Linked DNA regions of Mus musculus: region 1 is linked to region 2. The links are chromatin loops, found by intact Hi-C in ENCODE. Cell type or tissue: heart. All regions are shown on one strand. Links, peaks and the distances in the headings refer to the core of each region. The heading gives the core; the rest is flanking DNA.

The links. A loop is a pair of places that touch in the nucleus more often than their neighbours do. Peaks named below come from ENCODE experiments on the same cell type or tissue, not always from the same donor. Only the 100,000 strongest peaks of a DNase experiment are listed, where the experiment ranks them.
Region 1: it touches region 2 in a loop (2.6-fold over the local background); 3 of 42 quality-filtered maps call a loop at or near these places.

The regions. Positions count from the first base shown.
Region 1 is chr4:150,591,298-150,594,113 of GRCm38, forward strand. All of the region lies in intron 12 of Rere (arginine glutamic acid dipeptide (RE) repeats), which reads left to right. Among named protein-coding and RNA genes, the nearest start is that of Slc45a1, 59 kb to the right of the region's middle. In heart, for the core only: no CTCF peak of the experiment used is centred there; no DNase peak of the experiment used is centred there; H3K27ac peaks cover 293 bases.
Region 2 is chr4:150,487,181-150,489,996 of GRCm38, forward strand. The region is part of intron 7 of Rere (arginine glutamic acid dipeptide (RE) repeats); the gene reads left to right. Among named protein-coding and RNA genes, the nearest start is that of Gm52709, 21 kb to the left of the region's middle. In heart, for the core only: no CTCF peak of the experiment used is centred there; DNase peaks (open chromatin) are centred at 1,121 and 1,751; H3K4me3 peaks cover 949 bases; H3K27ac peaks cover 1,379 bases.

The DNA.
Region 1 (2,816 bases), core at 34-2,533, 100 kb after region 2:
ACAGCTTCTTGTGCAGTTTGCCGGTGTTAACAATGGAAACACCACTTTGCCTATGCCTGCTTTTGCTGCTGGGAAGGGCTGAGTTTCTCCTATGGACATATGTGTTATTCGGGAGCAGAGTTCATTTTGTGAGTAGAGTAAATTAAGACATAACAGTTTAATGGGTTTCTGTCAAGTTGTGTGCGGGTAGAGGAAGATGGAAGGTGGTGGTTACTGGTGTTGCCAGAGCCTGAGGTCTGTCTAGAAGTTGGTGGAAGGAAGTGTGTTTATCCCAATCTTAAACTTCAGTGAGACATCCTAGTGTTAAAGTGATCTCTGCTGTGGGAGTGAAGGCTTTCTCTCCAGGGCCCCTTTTCCTCTTAAAAGCCACCTGGGACTTGACCTCCTAGGGCAAGCATCTGCATTTACACATATTTTTCTGTAAATTCCTTTGCACAAAGGAGAAGGTAGGGTGTGTTAGAAGATACCCTGAAAAAAGGGTGAACCAGCGGGTCCTGGTTATACTTGCACTCTGGAGGGTAAGGCGGCTGGAAGCGTCCCTGCCTGTCTGGGATGCAGAGTGAGTTCTAGACCAGCCTGAGCTGTAGGCTGTCTCAAAATAAAACATTTTGAATGGACTGGGGTTCGGCTCAGTGGGAACATTTGTTTGAATCCTTTGTAACACACACACATTCCCCACCCCCACCACTCTCAAATTTTTTTTCAGCTAGCTGAAAGATTGGGGAAAATATTCATAGGAAGCAAAACTTTGACTTGACTTTGCATTCCAGTTCATATCCTTCAGAATAGCCAGCTGCATGCGTTTGTGGGATATTTTATGTTCTTTTGCACGTTACTATAAAAGTGGTATCTGCCTGCACTGATCCCTGGCCACACTGGGTGAGTCTTCCTCAGGTCAGTGGGAGCTTTGGTTTATCCTTCCGCAGCAGTTAGGGGACTTGGGAAGCCTGGACTAATACAGACAGATAAGGCCAAGTGGGAGGTGTCAGGAGCCCTGTCTGAGTCTTTCTGCTCCCGCCTAGGCATACACCGCCACACACACACACACACACACACACACACACGCCTCATATACAGTACAGGGTTTGGTACCTCAGTCAGGAGCTTTGTTTCTGAAATGGAGCTTCCCTATGTTGTCTGGTATGGTTTTGAAGTCCTGAGTCAAGCAAACCTCCTGCCTTAGCCTCTTAAGCAACAGGGGCAATAGGTGCATGCCATTGTGCCTGCCTTTCCAGGCTGATTTGTTGTTGTTTGGAGAATATTTGTTTGCTTGTTTTAATGTGTATAGATGTTTTCCCTGTATATATGCCTGTACCCTTTGTGTGTCCAAGAAGGCCAGAAGAGGATGTTGTGCCCTTAGAACTGGAGTGAAAACAGACAGTAATGAGCTGCCATGTAGGCACTGGGAATTGAACCCAGGCAGCTTCATTTTTAATGTTCTACTGAACATAGTGCTGTCATTTTCTATGAAACGGACACTCTGGCTGTGACCCCTGAGCTGGTGTTCCTTATCGCCTGTGTGTGCCGTTTGTTTGCATGGCTCACAGTGCTGTTCGTGAGTGGCTAAAACTCACTGAAGGTATCTCATCAATTTTGCCGTTCTCCAGACAGACGACCCAGTTGATGAAACATTTCACTGCAGCCTTGGAGCAGCTATGTGTTTGCCTGTCCAACCTTAAATGCATGCCTGACTCTTTAGTGCAGAGGTCTCTATTGTAGACAGACTCCGTACCATTGTCAGTAGCCATAATTTTAGGGATATAATTAAAGTTACCAAGTGGAACAGTAGAGATAAAGGCATGTGGTTTGTTGATAGGAAAGTCAAATGTTACATCCTGGGCTAATTATTAGACAATTAATTGTCTTAAGCATGATGGCTGAGACAGGAAAAGGGTTTTGTGTATCTTGTTAGATCTGGTTAGTATGGGTGAGCGCTAAGTAGAAATTAGAGTTTTTGCTTTTTTTTTTTTTTGTGTGTGTGTGTGTGTTCTGCTTGCATATAAGTCTGTACTATATGCATGCAGTGCCCATGGAGGCCAGAAGACAGTATCAGATCTCCTAGATAGAAAATTGTGAGATGCTAAGTGGTGTGTGTGGATGCTGGGACCTGAACTTAGGTTTTCTGGAAGAAAAGCCTGTGCTCTTAAATACTGAGCCATCTCTTTGATCCTTAAAAAGATAATTTAAAAGAATTATTATTCCAGCCTCTGGGGAGACCGGAAGTTGCAGGGTCTGAAGTTAGGGAACTCTGAAGAACCACTCTCTTTAGAAAGGAGATGGTCTAAAGGTACAGCTTAGTGGTAGAGCACATGCTTAGCATGTGAAGGCCCTAAACTCAGCTGCAGCACAAAGAGCAAATGTGTGAAATGGAAGGGAGTCCGGCCCTGTGTTGGAACTCAGGCTGCCCTAAAGCCAGCCTCCTAGCCCTGACCTCTGTCCCCTGCACCAAACCATTCTAACTGTGGTCAAGGAAACCAGGAATAACTCTTGACTTTTCTATTACATTTTGTTGGGTTTTATATCTTACAAAATTGTATATGGGTATTATGCCTTTTTTTTTTAACTTTAAAAAAATATGACATTCTGTAAGACAACGTGTGGTTTTAGGTTGTTTATTTAAGAGATGAGTTAGCATATTCTTCTTACTACCCATTCATTTTGTAACTATTTACTAAATAGCTACAGCATTACATAATTGTAATGCAGTGGTAGTAGGTGTGGCTATGCTCAGTGCTTCAAAAAACCAGGAAGTGCAGGGGAGGAAATGGTAGTTTGTCTTTGGTTTTATGGGGTTTTGGTAGGTTTTTTTTGTTTTG
Region 2 (2,816 bases), core at 3-2,502:
TAAGTTATAACTGAGTGGTGTAAAGATCATTTAGTTTGCAGGCGGGAGTAACCTGCGTACCTGCTATTTCATAATGATAAACAGTGCTTTGTGGGAGGCGAACGCTGGATGGGTAGACAGGCTTGTTCTGCAGGGTTTTACCAGGGCCTCTCTTGGCTGCTCTGTGGGCAGGGTGACTGAGTACTTTGGTCCTCAGTATTGCTGTAGTGAGATGGACTTGTTACATGGCTTTAGAAATCTTTCAAAATGAGTTTTAATAGATTTAGGTTTATAGATAGTGTTGTGCGAGAATGAATCAGGGCACTTGAAATGTTTTGTTTGTTTGTTTGGTTGGTTGGTTGGTTGGTTGGTTAGTTGTTTTTTTGTTTTGTTTTGTTTTTCCAAGTATGCTGAGGTGTTTATAGTGGATGGTCTTTAGGCATTTGGGGGGAGGGGCATATGCATGCACGTTCACTTAACTGAGGGGGGGTTAGTGTCAGCCAACCATTATGGTTCATGCTAGGTTAGTGCTCTGCTGCTGAGGTTATTTCCCCCCCCCCCCCCCATCCTTGATCTGAACCTTGTTGCTGTTTTTATTGTTTCAGTTCATTCTTGGAGACCTGGCTGGGCTCATATTAATTACCTTAGAGGATGCTGTAATTTAATCACTTGGAGATTTGGGGGTTCTTTTTGCATGAAGTATGGCATTCCTTGTGTGCTGTATTAGTGCTGTCTCCATTGTGGCCATACCTATGTGGCTAGCTTGCTTGTTTGGTCTTTTTGTCAAGTGCGTTTTCAAAAAGACATGTGTTTAGTTGCTTCTCCTAAGCACTGCTGCTGTTTCTGCGCTTAATTTCAGGTGCAGTTATTTGTACCTGTTTTCCTCGTTCTTGTTCTTTGTTGAAAACATGGTTATTTAAAAACCTGACTTACTTAAAAAATAGAAAAGACAAAAGAAAACTTGCTGTTGTCTCCTGAGGACGGACGCTTCTGGCTTGGCTTGTGGAGTTCCCTGGTGTTGGCTGTCTGGAATCCCCTTTCTAAGGCCCCACTTCCCTGCACACTAGCTTGGTGTGCTCGGAGAAGCTGCAGAGTCTGTTGGCTGGTCTTTATTTACGGAAACAGCAGGGTTGAGATTGATTGCGTTGTGGAGAGACAGTGTGTGGATGAGGGAGGGTCACAGCACATGCTCAGTCCTGTCAGAGTGAGGGAAGTTTCAGCGTTCTGCGTGAAGGCTTAGGTCATAGCACAAGCTCAGTGAGAGAGAGCTCTGTGAGGTCTCAGCCTGCATGGGCCTCCATTTTGAGTACTTAGAGTAGAAAAGGGCAGAGTTTTAGCAGTAAGTAGAGGTGCAGGGATCCAGCTAGACTCACGAGAGCCCGTGTTAGTCATGGATGATCCATTCAGCCCCTGCAGGTAGGCGATCTTCCCCTGGCCTTTCGAAGACATTGGCTTTGCTGCTCAAGCTCCTTCTGAAGATGTTTATGAATCATCTTGCCATTCATAGTGCATGTGCCTAAAGCCTTTGATTCTGCCAGCTGGCCATGCAGAGGTGGCATTGCGAAGCATAAAATCAGAGCTGTGCATGGGGTCTACCAGGAGATGAATTAAGCAAATGTACAGTGTGAAGCTTTGTGAGTCTCTATCCATGTCTCTACCCCTTTCCTTCACCTCTTCCTCTCTTCCGTGTGATTATAGCCTGGGTTTGCCCAGTGCATTTTGTAGAGCTTGTCTGTCTTAAAGACCTGCAGAGCAGACCTGCAGACTGCCTCATTAGCCATGTGCCTTGTGGTGATCGCTGGGCCACAGGATGGATCTGTTTGGCTGTTTTAGGAAGGGTGGTAGGTGGGCAACTATTGGTTGCTTTGAAGGTGGGTGGAACTTGTTTTGATTGAGAGCCTGTTCGCTAGAGCAAATTATAATTCTTGTGAGGTGACACATGAGGGGGATAGCTGTGGATGACGATTGCAACTGTATCATCTTAGTGTGTTTTCAAAGGGAACTGTCATATCACATCAGCTTCTCTTCTGTTCTTTCTGAAGGAGCAAAGCCTTCTTTTTGGAGTTTGTGGCAATTCTCTTTCCAGCTTGGAGAGGCTATAAACATTGACATCTATGTTAAAATTGAGATTCACATACTTTTCTTTATTCTTGTATGTTAGTTTTTGCTGTGGTGTATGTGTATTTTGTGTGATTTTTTTGCATTGAGTAGGAGGAGAGTGGAAATGGAAAGGGTTTGCTGCCAAAGAAGGCAGAGGTGTGGACAAGGTCACGTTTGGTACCTGTGGCTTGATGTCTGACCATGAAGTAGCCCTCTCTACCCAGGTGAAGCTGTTTTGTTTTGTTTGTTTTTACCTCTTGTTTGCAGAGAGAGCCCAGGTAGGGGCTGTGACTATGGTTTACTAGGGAGCCAATCAGGATTAGCAGATTTTGTGCAGTGGAATTCTTACTCAGACAGGGAATTAGAGAAATTTGGGATTGCCTTGCTGCCTGTCATTTCCTCTCCCCTTTAGGGTTGGGAACAATTTAGACATAAGTCAGGTTTTGTGCAGTTGTAAGGACTATAGAAAACACTACAAGATAGAAGAATGTGATTCATCTTCTAGGGGACAGGAAAGTTCACTGTGTATTGACTCTAAGGAAGAAGACTCATAAGGTCTTAGCTGGAGACAGGGATCTTGTCTGAAGAGGCCTCTGATTGGGCCAGGGTTTAGCAGTGCTGACATTTAAAATATTCCTAAAGCATTAAATTTGTATGCTTAATTGTAGAATTTGAACTAAAGAAACGCTATGTAGAGAAGTAAGGTGGTGCTAGGGTCTTAGTTGATATTTCTGTGT